2 separate regions of the Homo sapiens genome follow, and region 1 is linked to region 2. A link is a loop called in an ENCODE intact Hi-C map of the cell type or tissue named here. Cell type or tissue: MCF 10A. All regions are shown on one strand. Each heading gives the region's core, and the rest is flanking DNA. Links, peaks and the distances in the headings are about the cores only.

Evidence for each region. Hi-C counts contacts between places; a loop is a spot of excess contacts. Peaks named below come from ENCODE experiments on the same cell type or tissue, not always from the same donor. Only the 100,000 strongest peaks of a DNase experiment are listed, where the experiment ranks them.
Region 1: a loop joins it to region 2, with 20 times the contacts of the local background. A loop is called at or near these places in 8 of 110 quality-filtered maps.

What each region holds. Positions count from the first base shown.
Region 1 is chr22:32,196,719-32,204,304 of GRCh38, forward strand. It overlaps RFPL2 (ret finger protein like 2), which reads right to left. Exons shown (of 5, transcript NM_001394555.1): 2 at 5,615-5,832. The coding sequence starts at 5,733. Among named protein-coding and RNA genes, the nearest start is that of RFPL2, 4.6 kb to the right of the region's middle. In MCF 10A, for the core only: a CTCF peak has its summit at 5,883 (motif pointing right); a DNase peak (open chromatin) is centred at 5,893.
Region 2 is chr22:32,375,673-32,383,258 of GRCh38, forward strand. LOC339666 (a long non-coding RNA gene) reads left to right here and starts at 992. Exons shown (of 3, transcript NR_038918.1): 1 at 992-1,049; 2 at 1,654-2,065; 3 at 7,584-7,586. It also overlaps the pseudogene IGLCOR22-2. In MCF 10A, for the core only: a CTCF peak has its summit at 3,202; a DNase peak (open chromatin) is centred at 3,209.

The sequences.
Region 1 (7,586 bases), core at 4,417-6,916, 180 kb before region 2:
CAGGGAAGAAGGAACAGACAGCAAGATAGATTTGCAGAAGAGATGTGATGTCAATGAGACAGCAGCATAGTGCAGGGTGAGGCAGCCAGGGCACAGAGAGCCAGCAAAAGCCACTCGGACAGGTGTGGGAGGGACACGGAGCCACAGTCCGTAAAACCCAAAGGACAACTGTAACACTACTTTTTAGTATTTAAAAGGCAATTTCTTATTAATCTGCTTAATTGACATTCATGGTTTGAGATGTTCCATATTTTTCTGCTGTAACTTTGTTCCATTATCTTGTACCAAGCAGAAAAGTTTCTAGCATTGGGCATAAAGTAACTGTCTAAATAGTTTTGTGGCTAAAAGTTTATTTGCCCTGCTCAGGAGAAACTATAGGTTTGTCAATGCCCAGATTAATCACAGGACAGATACTCAGGAAGATTTGGTCATTGATAATTGAATCTGCAAAAGCAAAAAATGGGCACAGTGGCTCTGCAGCAGAAATCTTAGTGAATGTAAAGATATGAGTCCCATCATTAATGTTATAAAAGGAAATCATTCTCATACACATATCCAGGAAAATGCCTACCCTGCATAGCCCGGGACTGACCCAGAGGGTGGTTAAAGGCACAGTGCTGGCTGCAAAGAGCTTTTCTTTCCTCACACCCACAGTCCAGAAGCCAAGTTCTTTTTTTTTTCTTTTTTTTTACTTCATTTTTTTTTATTATTATACTTTAAATTCTGGGGTGCATGCGCACAACATGTAGGTTTGTTACATACGTATACATGTGCCATATGCTGCGCCCGTTAACTCGTCGTTTACATTAGGTATATCTCCTAATGCTATCCCTCCCCTGTCCCCCCATCCCACGACAGGCCCTGGTGTGTGATGTTCCCCACCCTGTGTCCAAGTGTTCTCATTGTTCAAATCCCACCTACGAGTGAGAACATGCAGTGTTTGGTTTTCTGTCCTTGCGTTGGTTTGCTCAGAATGATGGTTTCTAACTTCATCCATGTCCCTACAAAGGACATGAACTCATCCTTTTTTATGGCTGCATAGTATTCCATGGTGCATATGTACCACATTTTCTTAATCCAGTCTATCATTGATGGACTTTTGGGTTGGAAGTGGGATTTAGAGATCACACTCCGGCTGCTACTTACATAGTCCTTTTGAGTCAGACACTCCAAACACACCCAAAATGAACATGAGACCCTGAGAGGGTGATAGGGGCTTGCTTCCAACTTCTCCCTGGAGGTTGAGGCTGGACTTTCTTACTAGTACCTGGCAAGACCCATCCCAAACTAAGACAACACCAGGGAGGATGGAAGGGAGACCCCTGGAGTTGTGGTTGTGGTCAGATTGGACCTTCCCACGGCTGCTGACTCTGGGCCAAGCTGCCCCTTCTCTGGGGCATTGGGGACACCTGAGGATGCCTCCCTGCTCTTGCTTTGTGATCACACCAAGAGATCAGGGTTACAACAACCCTGTAGTGTAGAGAATCCCTGTCCCTTTCCATGCCCCTTCCCTCCTTAGGGAAGCAAATGCCTTCCAAGGAGCTCCTTCCCCCTATTCCTGGGCCACAGTCAAAGGGAAAACCTGATCCAGACACAAACTTCCTTGGCCTCTGCATTTCCAGATGTCCTGTCATTGCATGCATGGGGTCAGCTGTCCCATCTCAGCTTGAGAAGGGCAGGCAGGTATGTGTGGACTCTCTGCTGAGCAAATGCCCACCGGGGTCAGTGGTTTGGCTTTCCTGAATCACGGCTGCAAGTGGGGGCTGGGGAGGGGGGCGTAGGGGGTCCTAGGGAGTAGATTTTCTATGAGCCTGTGTCACAGTGTGGGGTATTTCATGGAGGACCCGGCTGACTGTCCTAGGTGAGTCTCTTCTTCCCTCTCCTTCCCTGCTCTCCCGAAGGTACTGAGAAATTTTCTATTTTTCTTCTTTTCTGTATCTCGTGTTGGCTTGTGGTAAAGCTTTCTCCAGGGAGAAAGACCCTGGAGGAGCCCGGGCCCTGGGCAAAGACCTCTCCCCTCCCTGTTCAGATCCCTGCCTCAGTGGGTCACCGTGACCCCTTCACCTCTGACCTCAGAGGTACGGCACTAGGCCGGGTGACCTACACAGGTGTTCATCTGTCTGTCCATCTGTCTGTCAGGGCCAGGTTGCTTCCCTAAAACTTGCTCTGTTCTGTCCTCCCCCGTCTGGGCTTTTGTCTGCCTAATGAGCTTTATGCAGGGGAAACTGAGGCCTCATCCCATGGAGAAGAGAGAATGAGAGGCTTGAGGGAGTGACCACCTGCAAGACTTTAGAAGGACCTGGAACCCTTAAAGCCGAGACTGGGGAAGAAAAATCAGAGTCTCAGGGCCTAGTCCTTTGGGCTGTGGGACTCCAGATCCAGTCTAGGAACAAGGTAGGAGGTGCAGGGCCCTCTCCAGGTTTCCGTGGGCTCCCAAGGAGAGAGCTCTGTGCTGGCCTGGGACTCAGGAAGCCCAGTCAGGAGAGAGGGGAAGGCTGTGGACATGAAGCAGCCGGGCAAAGGGTCACAGAAGGACATGCTGTTCGTGGAGGTGGATGCTGAGTCTCTGTGGGAGGCACCCCTAGAACCAAGAACTCCTGAATTCAAATCTGACAGGCAGATCCCAAGGCAGAAAAACTGTAGATAAGACCTAAACACAGAGGGTCTCTAACCGGACTCCACAGACAGAGAACCCTGGACAGACAGTGGGACTTGGGTGAGCAAAGGCCCTGACCCCACTGCAGAGGCTCAGGAGAGACTGATCTGGGAGCAAACAGAGCTATTAGGTGAGAGACTCACTCTCTCCCAACCCAGAGCAGCTGTGTCAGGTGAGAAAAGTTCCCAGACTGAATTCAACAGGAGGCTCACAGAGCTCAGAGAACACAGCCAGAGCCGGACTGCGTCAGGATGATGCGTGGCAGGCAGCGGCAGGCGGTTGAGGGTCTGTTGTCTGTACAAAAGCCCAGGGCCTAGAAAGGTTTTCTGAACAGGTGATGGGCAGGGGACAGGCTCAGAGGTTCCCTGAATGACAGAGATTTGTTTTAGGAACATTGTGTGACACCCTTCTGAGACACTGTGGACCATGTCTGAGGGGTCCTGCACTGGCACTGAGGGGGCCTGACCCCTCTTCATACACTGAGGTCAGGGGGCTCCCAGGTACACAACAGGATGCTGACCTCCTGCCGCTCGCCCACTCACAGGCCAGCCCAAGGCCACCCCCTCGGTCACTCTGTTCCCGTCCTCCTCTGAGGAGCTCCAAGCCAAAAGGCCACACTGCTGTGTCTCATGAGTGGCTTCTACCCGGGAGCTGTGACGGTGGCCTGGAAGGCAAACAGCACCCCTGTCACCCAGGGTATGGAAGTCACCAAGGCCTCCAAACAGAGCAACAAGTACACAGCCAGAAGCGACCTGAGCCTGACACCCCATCAATGGAGGTCCCGCAGCAGCTACAGCTGCCGGGTCACACACAAAGAGAGCGCTGTGGAGAAGACAGTGGCCCCTGAAGAATGTTCTTAGGCCCCTGACCCTCGCCCCACCCATGGGGGCCTGGAGCTGCAGGATCCCAGAACAGGGATCCCCTCCCACCCCAAATCATCCAGCCCTTCTCCCTGCACCCAGGAAACCCTTAATAAATATCCTCACTGTCAACCAGAAATCCTGCTCCCTCTCTTCATTTCTTAGCTAACATATAATTTGACACTCACCCTGGGTTCTCAGTGTGTGTAAGGGGGGATTCCTGGCACCCAGTGGGATAGTAGCCCAGGGGGAGAGGCTCCCAGACTCCCAGGGGTGTCTCCTGGGGAAACAGGCCAGGCCATGCATTTGGTCATTGAACACCTCTCTCTCCATTCTCTCTCCTCTCCTCTTCCTCCTTGCAGCTTGGCCCCCAATTGCTGCCTCCTTCCTGGATGAAGCTGTCCCTGGCTGAACCTTCAGATGCACCCTCTGTCCCTACCTTGGTCAAGACTGTCTACCCACCCACCACGGCCTCTGTTTCTTTAGTCTTGAAATCCTATTCTTGGCCTGGTGCTCCACTGCCCCTGACCCCTGGAATGCCCTCTTTTCTCTCTGCCCAGCTCCCCAGCCCTGAAAGCCGGGCTGTCCAGGACACTGCAGCACCATCAAATTCATGAGGTCTCACGTTTGGGGCCCGCCTCGATTCTTCACCTTACAGCAGGTTCAGAGGCGTAAAAAATTGGGAGGAAGTCAGGACGGAAACACACACAAAAGGCCGGCAGGTGGCTCAGGATGCTTGTGAAAGATAGTATCTGAGCTCCGCAGGAAACAGTGCAAGGAGGGTAATAGGTGTTCCCTTATTTCCTTTTTTTTTTTTTTTTTTGAGACAGTCTCACACTGTCGCCCAGGCTGGAGTGCAGTGGTGCAATCTCAGCTCACTGCAAGCTCTACCTTCCAGGTTCACGCCATTCTCCTGCCTCAGCCTCCTGAGTAGCTGGGACTACAGGCGCCCACCACCACACCTGGCTAATTTTTTTGTATTTTTAGTAGAGACGGGGTTTCACCATATTAGCCAGGATGGTCTTGATCTCCTGACCTCGTGATCTGCCTGCCTCGGCCTCCCAAAGTGCTGGGATTACAGGTGTGAGCCACTGTGCCTGACAAGTGTTCCCTTATTTCTATGAGAATATGCAAAGCATTTGGTCAAGGAGAGTTGGTTTTCTCAATGTTGAAGCCAGGCATGTTTTCACAACTAAAAGCGAGGACCCGTCTTAACCAAGGCCTCAATATTGATGGGATTTGGTCTCTGACACATGCACAGGTGACCTGTGTCTGTAAGTGCACCTACAGCTGCCTGGCAGCTCTAGGACATGGCGATTCTCTCAGGTACTTGGCACAGAAAGTCACTGGCCTTCTTTGGAGGACGCATCATTTATAGAAACACTTCTTTATTGGATCCTGGGTCTCGGGTGGAAAACCAGGTCCCACATCAGGACTTTCTCTGTGAGGCTCCCAGGTTCTGGGGCTCCAGCTGCTCTCTGAGAGGAAGGTGTGGAGACAGAGAACATAGCCCAGCCCCACCCAGCCCCTCTTGCATTGTCCCTGCTCTGTAGGGAGTTAGAAAACTGGGGGCATCAGCAGCAGCAGGCCTGTGTCACTGTGGGTGGGGCCAGGGAGGGGCCGAGGGGCATCCTGGGTGAGTCTCTCCCACGGCTCCTGTTTGACTTGCCCATGGCCACTGTCACAAATGACCCCTAATTTAGTGGCTTAAAATAACACACATTTATTCTCTCCCAGGTATGGAAGTCAGAAGTCCAAAATGAGGCCTGAGCTGCTAAGATCAGGGTGCCAGCAGGGCCGGGCTCCTTCCGGGGGCTCTGAGACAAATCCATTTCCAGAACTTTTCCAGCTTCTAGAGGACGCCCCCAGCTCCTGGCCCTTTCTTCTAACTACAAAGCCAGAGCTCAGCATCTTCAGATCTCTCTCCTGATCTTCTCTCCCCCCACTTTCTGTCTTCCTCTCCCTGGACTCCCCTCTCCTTCTCTCTCCCTCCATCCCCACATCTCCTCCTCTCACTGTGACCCTCCTCCTGCCTTCCTCTTTCCCTTATAAAGACTCCACCCTGGAGCAATGCGGAAAACCCAGAATTGTCTCTCACCTCAGGCTCCTTATCACCATCATGTCTGCAAAGTCCCAGTGGCCACACAATACAGCACATAGACAGATCCTGGATTGGGACACTGCAGTCTCTGGGAAGCCTAATTCAGCCACCTCCATCGGAGGCAAATCATGGTGCCACAGGCTCTAGCCTCCAGCCCGTGGCATGTAGCTCCTTCTCAGGGCACTGGGCATCCGGGCAGACAAAGCCAGAAAAGCCTAGAACAGGATGCAGAGTGGTAACATTAGAGCGCACCTTGTCATGCTGGCCACTGGGTGGCAGGGGCCGGTTTCAGCGAAGGTACTCACACCCACACTTCAAAGTCCAGCCTCTCCTTTTAGCGCAAGCTGGCCAGGAACTGCGGCCTGGAGTGGGGACTGCAGACACCACAGTGCCCGGGCTTCCCACTCCACAGGAACAGCTGCAGCCACCCTGGCTGCACTCCTCGGGAAGCAGGAGCAGCAGAAACTCAACCCCAGCCAGCCCTCCCCACCCAAGTGCCGGTTCCCGTTCCTGATGCCTCCTCCACCCACAGGGCCCTGTAGCCTCCTCGTGTCCACTACTGCGTGCCCCGGGGTCCCAGGCGGTCTCTGCAACACAGAGCAATAGGAGGCGGGTCCAGGAAGCACCACGGGGCTGGGGCCCCTGCCGCGCTCAGGAAATGCTGTGCGCCCGCCGCACTTGAGCAAGAACAGGAGGAGGTGGCCGGGAAGAGGAGGACCGCTCCTCTCTTGCAGACCACCGCTGTCACTGACACCTCCACCGCCCGCCACCGGCAGTGCAGTCCCAGATGGCGCCCCTAACTCATCCGTGCCTAGTACATGCAGCACCCAATGGCGCTGGCAGCCTGCCCCCTGCCACGGGCAGCGCAGCCCGGGATAACTCCCCAAACCCGCTCTGTGCTGTGGGCAGTGCAGCCACGGATACCACCCTCAACCAGCCCCTCGCCACAGGAAATGACTCCCGGGATAGCGCCCCAAATCAGCCCCCAGCCTCGGGCAGTGACGCCTGGAGTAGGTCACCCAACCCAACTCCTGCGCGGGCAGTGCAGCACCAGATAGCGCCCCTAAAACGCCTCCCGCCACCGGCGGTGTAGCCCAGGATAGCGCCGCCAACCCGGTACTCGCCGCGGCAGTGTAGCGATAGGGCACCCAATCTGCCACCCACCGCCGGCAGTGCAACCCCAGATAGCGCACCGAACTCACTCCCTGCTGGGCAGTGCAACCCCACATAGCATCCAACCCGCCTCCCCACCCAGCCACTGGCAGTCCGCCCCCGATAATGTCCCATACACGCTCCTGGCTGTGGGCAGTGCAGCCCATGGGTAGCGCCCCCAACCAGCCCCCAGCCATGGGGAGTGATGCCTCGGATAACACACCCAACAAGTTCCCCACCATGGCACTGATGTCCCAGGTAGCGCCCCCAATCCTTGCCCCTCAGCGACCAGTGCAGCCATGGATAGCGCCCTCAACAAGCCCCTCCACTGACCCCCGCCGCTGTGGGAAATGACGCCCGGGATAACGCACCCAACCCTCCCCCGCCATGAGCAATGCAACACGCACTACTGCTCCTTACACGCCCCCCACTACATGCGGTGTAGCCAACGATGGCGCCCCCATCTCCCCCTCGCCTCGGGCAGTGTAGCTCCCGATAGTGCATCCAACCCATTCCCTCTGCCCCTCTCCTCCCACCGAGTCAACCACCGCCGGCAGTCCAACCCCAAATAGCGCACCCAATCCACTCCCTGCCAGGCAGTGAAGCCCCCCGATAGCACCCAACCCGCACCCCCACCCCCGCCACTGGCAGTCCGCCCCGATAACGCCCCAACACGCTCCTGGCTGTAGGCAGTGTAGCCCATAGATAGAGCCCCCAACCAGCCCCCAGCCAAGGGCAGTGACGCCTCGGATATCACAGCCAACAAGTTCCCTGCCATGCGCACTGATGTCCCAGATAGCGCCCCCAACCCGTACCC
Region 2 (7,586 bases), core at 2,075-4,574:
CTGCCTTCAGGCTCTTTGTTGAACCTGACACCAAAGGATGTCTTTTTAAACTGTCAGTTTCATCTATTCTGCCTCCAGTTCACAACCCGAAACAATCCCAGATAATGAATCAAACCAAACCCCTCACTGACACACAAGGACCTCTACAGTCTGGATTCAAATGTCCTTACCTGACTTGACACTTACACTTCACTTGTTCAATCTTCTCATCAATGATGTATTCTGTCATCCCCTCAGCATATCATTGCATTGAAAATGTCTCTTTTTTTTTTCCAAAGCCCTATCTTTCCAAAGCTAGTAATGTGTGAGTATTTGTTCCAGAGCAGGACCCCACAGCCCAGTGAGACCCAAGTCACAATCACCTCTTTCCCTGGCCTCTGTGGAAGGAGCTGCCCAGGACTTTGCTCCCAGAGCCCTCTGCAGCCTCCCCGCAGCCTCCTTTCATTGGGTGGAGGTGATATTTTGCCCATGTCCTTCTAGTAATGCAAGAAAAACGTATTGAAAAATGCTGTCTTTCTTTTAGTATCAGCAACTTGGGCCATGGCCCAGGGCGTGGCCATAGATACTTCTAGACTGACACTCACTAGGCTCTCAGGCCGACACCACTCACATGACTTCTACTGAGGGAATGCAGTCTGGCGAGAGAGCAGCAGGAGACACTGTGGATCTCAGGGTCTGTGCAGTGGGCAGCCACAACTGTGCCAACCCCCTCCTACCCCACAAATTCCGCAGGGCTGGGTGATGGAGCCTGCACTCACTGAGGCTGACCTGGAAGCTGTGCCCTCCCTGGGTGTGGTTCCAGCACCCACTTCTTCCCAGGTCTGGCCTGTCGGACTTCCCCTGTCCACCAGCCCCTAGGACTTGAATAAATACATGGGGTAAAGTAGAGGCAGGCAATGTGGGGACACATTGGCATCTGTAACTCCTCCTCTGTGAGGTCAGTGGAAGGGATAAGAGAGGCCTGGAGCAGCCCACTCCAGCTCTGGACCTCAGAAGGGCTGTGTCCACCATGGCTCCTGTCCTCCTGCTGCTCCTCTCTCACTTCCCAGGTAAGGACAGGCCTCCCACGTCCAGGGCAGGTCCCCCAGGCTTCAGCAGTCCCCTCTGGCTCAGATCTTCCAGCAACTTCATGCTGGTAAGTGAGCCAGCAGCCATATCCACCTGTGTCTGCAGGTTCCCTCTCCCAGCCTGTGCTGACTCAGCCGCCCTCCCTCTCTGCATCTCTGGAAGCACCAGCCGCACTTCCCTGCATCCTGAGCACTGGCGTCCATGCTGATTTCTATTGGATATACTGGTACCAGCATAAGCCAGGGAGCCCTCCCTGGTATCTCCTGAGCCACTACCAAAATGTACTTCATGACCAGGGCTCCAGGGTCCCGAGCTGCTCCTCTGGATTGATGGAAGGCTGGTCCAATAAAGGGCTTTTGCTCATATCTAAGCTCCAGTCTGAGGACGAGGCTGACTAATTACTGTGTGATTGAGCACAGCAGTCCTTCGCACACTGACACACAGGTGGGGAGGCGGGATAAAACCTCAGCCTGCTCAGAGTCTTGTTCTCTGACAATGTTTAGATATTAAAATAACTCACATATACAAACTTCACAGGAAAGCACTTTCTGGCTCAAAAAATACTCTCTTCTCAATTCTCCATAGAATGTTTCTGAAGTCTCAGGAATGCTGAAAACAAAAACAAAAACCTCCTGATACACTGCGGTGTTGCCCGGTTATCTAGATGAGCAAAACTCAGAGCCTGTGGAGTTGACTTTTTTATTATTATTATTTTTTGGAAGAAGAGAAATGAGCCTTTCCTAGTTTTCTTTTCGGCCAGAGGCCGGAGACCATTCAAGCAGGTAGACAGTCGCTACAGCATGGACTACTGTCTTTGAGGGATCAGAGCAGAAACCTCCTTGTCCCTCTCCAGTCACCTCCCTCCAACCCCGATCATCTGTGCTTGGGGCTGCCTGAGGCTCCCCGTGACCCAGGGATGAGGCACTAAGGTGTGAAATGAGTGAGGACACAGGTCCCAGGGGAGTTCCAGCGAAGATGTGGCCAGAGTCACTCACAGGTAGGTACCTGCACCTTCAGTGTTCATGTCAGGAGGTTGGGGGTATGGATGGGGGGAAATGAGGGCCTGAGGCCAGCAAACCTCTCTGTGGAGCGTGAGAGGGTGAAGGCGAGGCTCCACCATTGCTGGAAAAACACCATGCCTGCTCTGGGGAAGTTGGGGGATGTTGATTTCATGGATGTGACTTTCCTATAGCTGATCCCACTCAGGACCACAGGGACCCCCATGGGTGATTTTCTCAGAGACCACAGAAACTATCTTGTGTTTTCTCCTCTCATACCTTACCATTGGAGCTTTTCAACAGTCCAGGTGGCGGGGAGGGTTGTGGGACATCAGGGAGTAGGAACTCCGCAACCTGTGCATGCAGAATTCCCCTTGTAAAGCTCTTGTTGTGCCCCAGACCCTGAGGTCACCTTCTCCTGCACAAGGGGCAGTAGAGACATTGGGAGTTACCATGGCAACTGGTGCCATGGACTCTGAGGCAGAGCCACTGTGTTTGTCACCTAGGACAGGGAGGATGGACCTTCAGAGATTTGAGCCTCATTATCCAGATGCAGGTTTGTCAATAGAAACCCTCTGTCCACCTCTGGACTCCAGCATTATGGGTAAGGCTGATTGTCTCTGTCACATAGCTGAACACAGCCTCATAAACAGAAAGAGCTCCTGATCCATGGAAAAATGGATAAAAATGTTGTCCCTCTCATCTTACCAGAATGTACGTTGGGCCAAATAGTGGCCATGGCACTAGCTGTGTAGGTGGCAGCTGCAGAGCCAGGGGCAGTGGATGGGCCAGGGGGATACGGCAGGGTGGGTGCTTGTGGGGTCAAGGTAGAAGTGGTGAGTAATGGCCCCCCAAGGTTGAATGTGTTTTGGTGCCTGGGGCTGGCTGGCCTCCAGGAGGCTGGGGCTGGACTGGAGCTGGAGGTGGCAGGCCTCCAAACTGGAAACAGTGGTCAAAGGTGGGGATCTGTGCTGCTGCCCCACAGGGGCCCCAGATATGGGCTAAGCAGTGGCTCCAGGGTTAGTGGAAAGTTTCAAATTTGGGGTGGGGCCACAGAACCCCAGTGCAGGAAGGTGGTAGTGTCCTTGGCTGAGGCTGTGCTGCCACCTAGGGATGTGGGAAGGGTCTGGAAAGATGGAAAGTAGTTCCCACTGGAGCCAGCAGGAGGCCCTAGAATGAGAGGCTAGGAAAGGGGAGTGGTGTCCGTGGGGGTGACAATGGTGTCCACTGGGGAGCCAGTCCTGCAGATGTGCTGGCTGAGGGCCTGGAACTGGCTGCACATGCAGCGAATGGCTGACCAGGGAGAGAGGGGCCTTAGGATCCATGAGGAGAGAGAGGCCCTGAGTGAAGAAGACAGGAGAATGCATACACATTTTTGTTGGGGTTGACTACTTCATTATGGGGGTGCTGCGAGACATGAGGAAGGCTGAACTGGCACCTGCTGCAGCTGTGGCTAAGGCCGTGGGGCAGGCCTCAGATGTCTTGAGCAGCCACCAGCCTGGGTCAGTGCCCTCTCTTCCTCTCTTTGAAGAGCTAGACTTGTATCCTTGCTGCCTCACCCATGAGCATCTCTGTTCCTGGTTTCCTCTCCGAGTATGCACTGACTCACTCACCTCCCTATCTTTATCTCTGAGAACTTCGAGACTTGCCTGTGCTCTGAGCAGTGGCTTTAATGTTGATGACTTTGTGACCATGTGGTATCAGCAGAAGCCAGGGAATCTTCTCTGGGTTCAACTGTACTCCTCAAGTCCACTGTGGGGATTAGAAATCCAGGGGCTTGGCTGGGCACCGTGGCTCACACCTGTAATCCCAGCACTTTGGGAAGCCGAGGTGGGTGGATCACAAGGTCAGGAGATTGAGACCATCCTGGCTAACACAGTGAAACCCCATCTCTACTAAAAATACAAAAAATTAGCCGGGCGTGGTGGTGGGAGCCTATAGTCCCAGCTACTCGGGAAGCTGAGGCAGGAGAATGGTGTGAACCCGGGAGGCAGAGCTTGCAGTGAGCTGAGATCGTGCTACTGCACTCCAGCCTGGGCAACAGAGCGAGACTCCATCTCAAAAAAAAAAAAAAAAAATTACTGTGAAAAATATTCCATTACATATTCCCAAGCAAATGAGCTGCATCTTCTTTACTGTATTTTACAATTTAGTACCACAATTTTAGGCCTCAATCTTCTCTTCACATCACTGGTATTTTAAATTTGGCAATAAATATGAAATTCCTTTTGACTTACAGACTCATTATATTATTACTTTGAAAACGCATTAATTTCTTAGGAAGGTTTTGAGCCTCTATCTTTTTTTGAGTTAATATTTAAATTCTCTGCTTATTTTAATAGCCTGTACTAAGTGAAAATAGTATTTATGCAAGTAAACAAATCACTATAGGTGTTCAAGACTTTAATTTTAAATTTTGTCATCATTGAGGTTTAAATTTTTTACCTGCTGTCCACTTAAAATGTATATTAACAGCTTGTGACGTAAAATAGTTTTAAGTATGATATACGATGCACCTGCATATAAATGAAGATGGCGTGCACAAAGACACTTTGCTATGGGAACTGTACTGGAAGATTTATGAAAGCATGTGAAATTGCACCTAAAATTGTGCTATTAGTGACTATAAGCAGCAATGCTAAATTTATTGTACTTGATGAATGAATGTATTTAGTCTAGTGACAATTACTTTGGTTTAAATGTGTAAATGTCTTGAGTTTTTTTTTTAAAGTGTAATTTGTACTATTGTGGGGGTGTACTTGGACTGCAGGGGTTATTGTCAATGTGTGATTTGTGTTTTTATTTTATGTATAATATATATTTATTTTATATAGTAGATGATTTCATAGAATCATCTAATGTGATATATCAATTTTTTTTTATTTTGAGACGGAGTCTTGCTCTGTCACCCAGGCTAGAGTGCAGTGGCGCGATCTCGGCTCACTGCAAGCTCCACCTCCCGGGTTCATGCCATTCTCCTGCCTCAGCCTCCTGAGTAGCTGGGATTACACGTGCCTGCCACCACACCCGGCTCATTTTTTTTTTTGTATTTTTAGTAGAGACGGGGTTTCACCATGTTGGTCAGGCTGGTCTTGAACTCCTGACCTCAGGTGATCCACCCGCCTCGTCCTCCCAAAGTGCTGGGATCACAGGCGTGAGCCACAGCAACTGGCCAGTGTGGATTTCTAGAGAGGGGGAATTCTTCTCCACACTTGTTGGGGAAGTAAACTAATACATACACTACGGAAACAATGTGAGGCTTCCTCAAAACATTAAAACTACAATGACCATTTCCGCTAGCAATTGTACTGCTAGGTATACATTCAACCCACATGAAATTGGTACATGGAAGAGAGAGGTGGTGGACTGCAGCACTATTCACAGCAGTCAGGGAAATGAATCAACCTACCGTCCATATGCAGATGAAAAAATAAACTCCCATGTGTGTACACAAAGGACGACTCTTCAGCCAGGAAAATTCGATGACATCACCTCATGGGGAGCCCTGTGGTTGTACCTGGAGGATGTGATGGTAAATGAAATGAGCCAGGCAGAGAAAGACAAACCTTGTATTATCTCACTCATACAGAATCTAAAAAAAAAAAACTTGATCTCAAAGACCTAGAGAGTGTAACAGCGGTTACTAGAGCTTGGGGGAAGAAGGGAGGATGATAAGGGATTGGAAATAGGTGCATAAAAAATTACCACTAAAGTATGCAAATATAAATATGTGGGACTAGGTAAAACTTTAGGATTTCTACAGAGCAAAGGAAACAATGAACCAAGAGTCAAGGCACCCTAAAAACTGAGAGAGAATTTTGGAGAAAATTCTATCTCTGAAACGGATTCTCATCTAACATGTACAACAAACTGACACGACTAAGGTGAAATAAACAGTATCAACAACAAAATGAAAAACCCCTGCAACCTCAAATACCCAATCCTAAAGGACCTGAATAGACCCTGTCTGAAAAGGAGACATGAAATTGACACAAATGAAAAGTTTCTCACAATCACTAATTCTCACAAAAACATAAATCAAAATCACACTCAGTTACTATTTTATTTCACTAAAAATGCATATTACCAGGCCAGGTGTGGTGGCTTATGCCTGTAACCCCAGCATTTTGGGAGGCCAAGGGGGGGTGGATCATGAGGTCAGGAGTTCAAGACCAGCCTGGCCAACGTGGTGAAACCTCATCTCTATTAAAGATACAAAAAATTAGCCAGATGTGGTGCCACGTGCCTGTAATCCCAGCTACTCAGGAGGCTGAGGCAGGAGAATCGCTTGAACCCGGGAGGTGGAGGTTGCGGTGAGCCGAGATCATGCCATTGCACTCCAGCCTGGGTGACAGTGTAAGACTCCATCTCAAAAAAAAAAAAAAAAAAGCATATTACGAAAACAAAAACAATAATTTTTGAAGGGGATGGCCAGTGCAGACGTGCAGAAAGGAAAACTCTCATACACTATAGGTAGGAATTAAATCACTCTACACACTGTGAAAAACAGTTGGAAGTTCCTCAAAACGCTAAATACAACTACCGTTTCAGCTAGCAGTCCTACCACTGGGTATACCTTTAAAGCAAGTGAAATCCTCATGTTCAAAAGAGGTATCTGCCTTCCCATGGTGACTGAAACACTAGTCACGACAGCCAAGGTACAGAATAAACCTATCTGTCCATCCTCAGGTGAAGGGATAAAGAAAATGCCGTGTGTGTGTGTGTGTGTGTGTGTGTGTGTGTGTATGTATATATATATATATGTATATATATATGTGTGTATATATATATATATGTATATATGTATATATATATATAATGAAATACTCTTCAGCCATAACACTCCAGGAAATCCTATCACCTCTGCAGCCAGGTGGAGAAAGCTGGAAGACATTAGGTAAACTATGAAATGACCCTGGTTGGAGAGAGATCTACACTGCATGATCTCAGGCATGCAGGATCCAAAAAATTTATCTCCTAGAAGCAGAAAGTTCAATAGCGGTTACCAGAGGCTGGGAAGAGGAGGAGGCCTAGGCAAGGAATGGTGAGCCGAACGCTCCCCACTCCAAATGTATTTACTTGTTTAGAGACAGAGTCTTGCTTTGACATCCAGACTGGAATGCAGCGGTGCCATCATGGCTCACTGCAGCACCCACCTCCCAGGCTCAAGTGGTTCTTCTGTCCTAGCCTCCCAACTGGGACCACAGAAATATGCGAACATTTTCAGCTAATATATATTTTTTTAATTTGTAGGGACAGGGGCTCCCTATTTTGCCCATGTTGCTCTCAAACTCCTGGGCTCAGGCAATCCTCTCACCTTGACCTCCCAAAGTGCTGAGATTCTAGGCTTTAGCCACCATGCCTGATCGTATGTTTACATGTTGAAATTCTAACCCTCAATCTCATGGTATCAGGAGGTGGGAGGTAATGAGGTCCTGAGGGTGGAGCCCGCATGAATGGGATTGCTGGCTTATTAAAAGGAACCCCAGAGAGCTCTCTTCTCCCTCTCTCTGCCAGGCG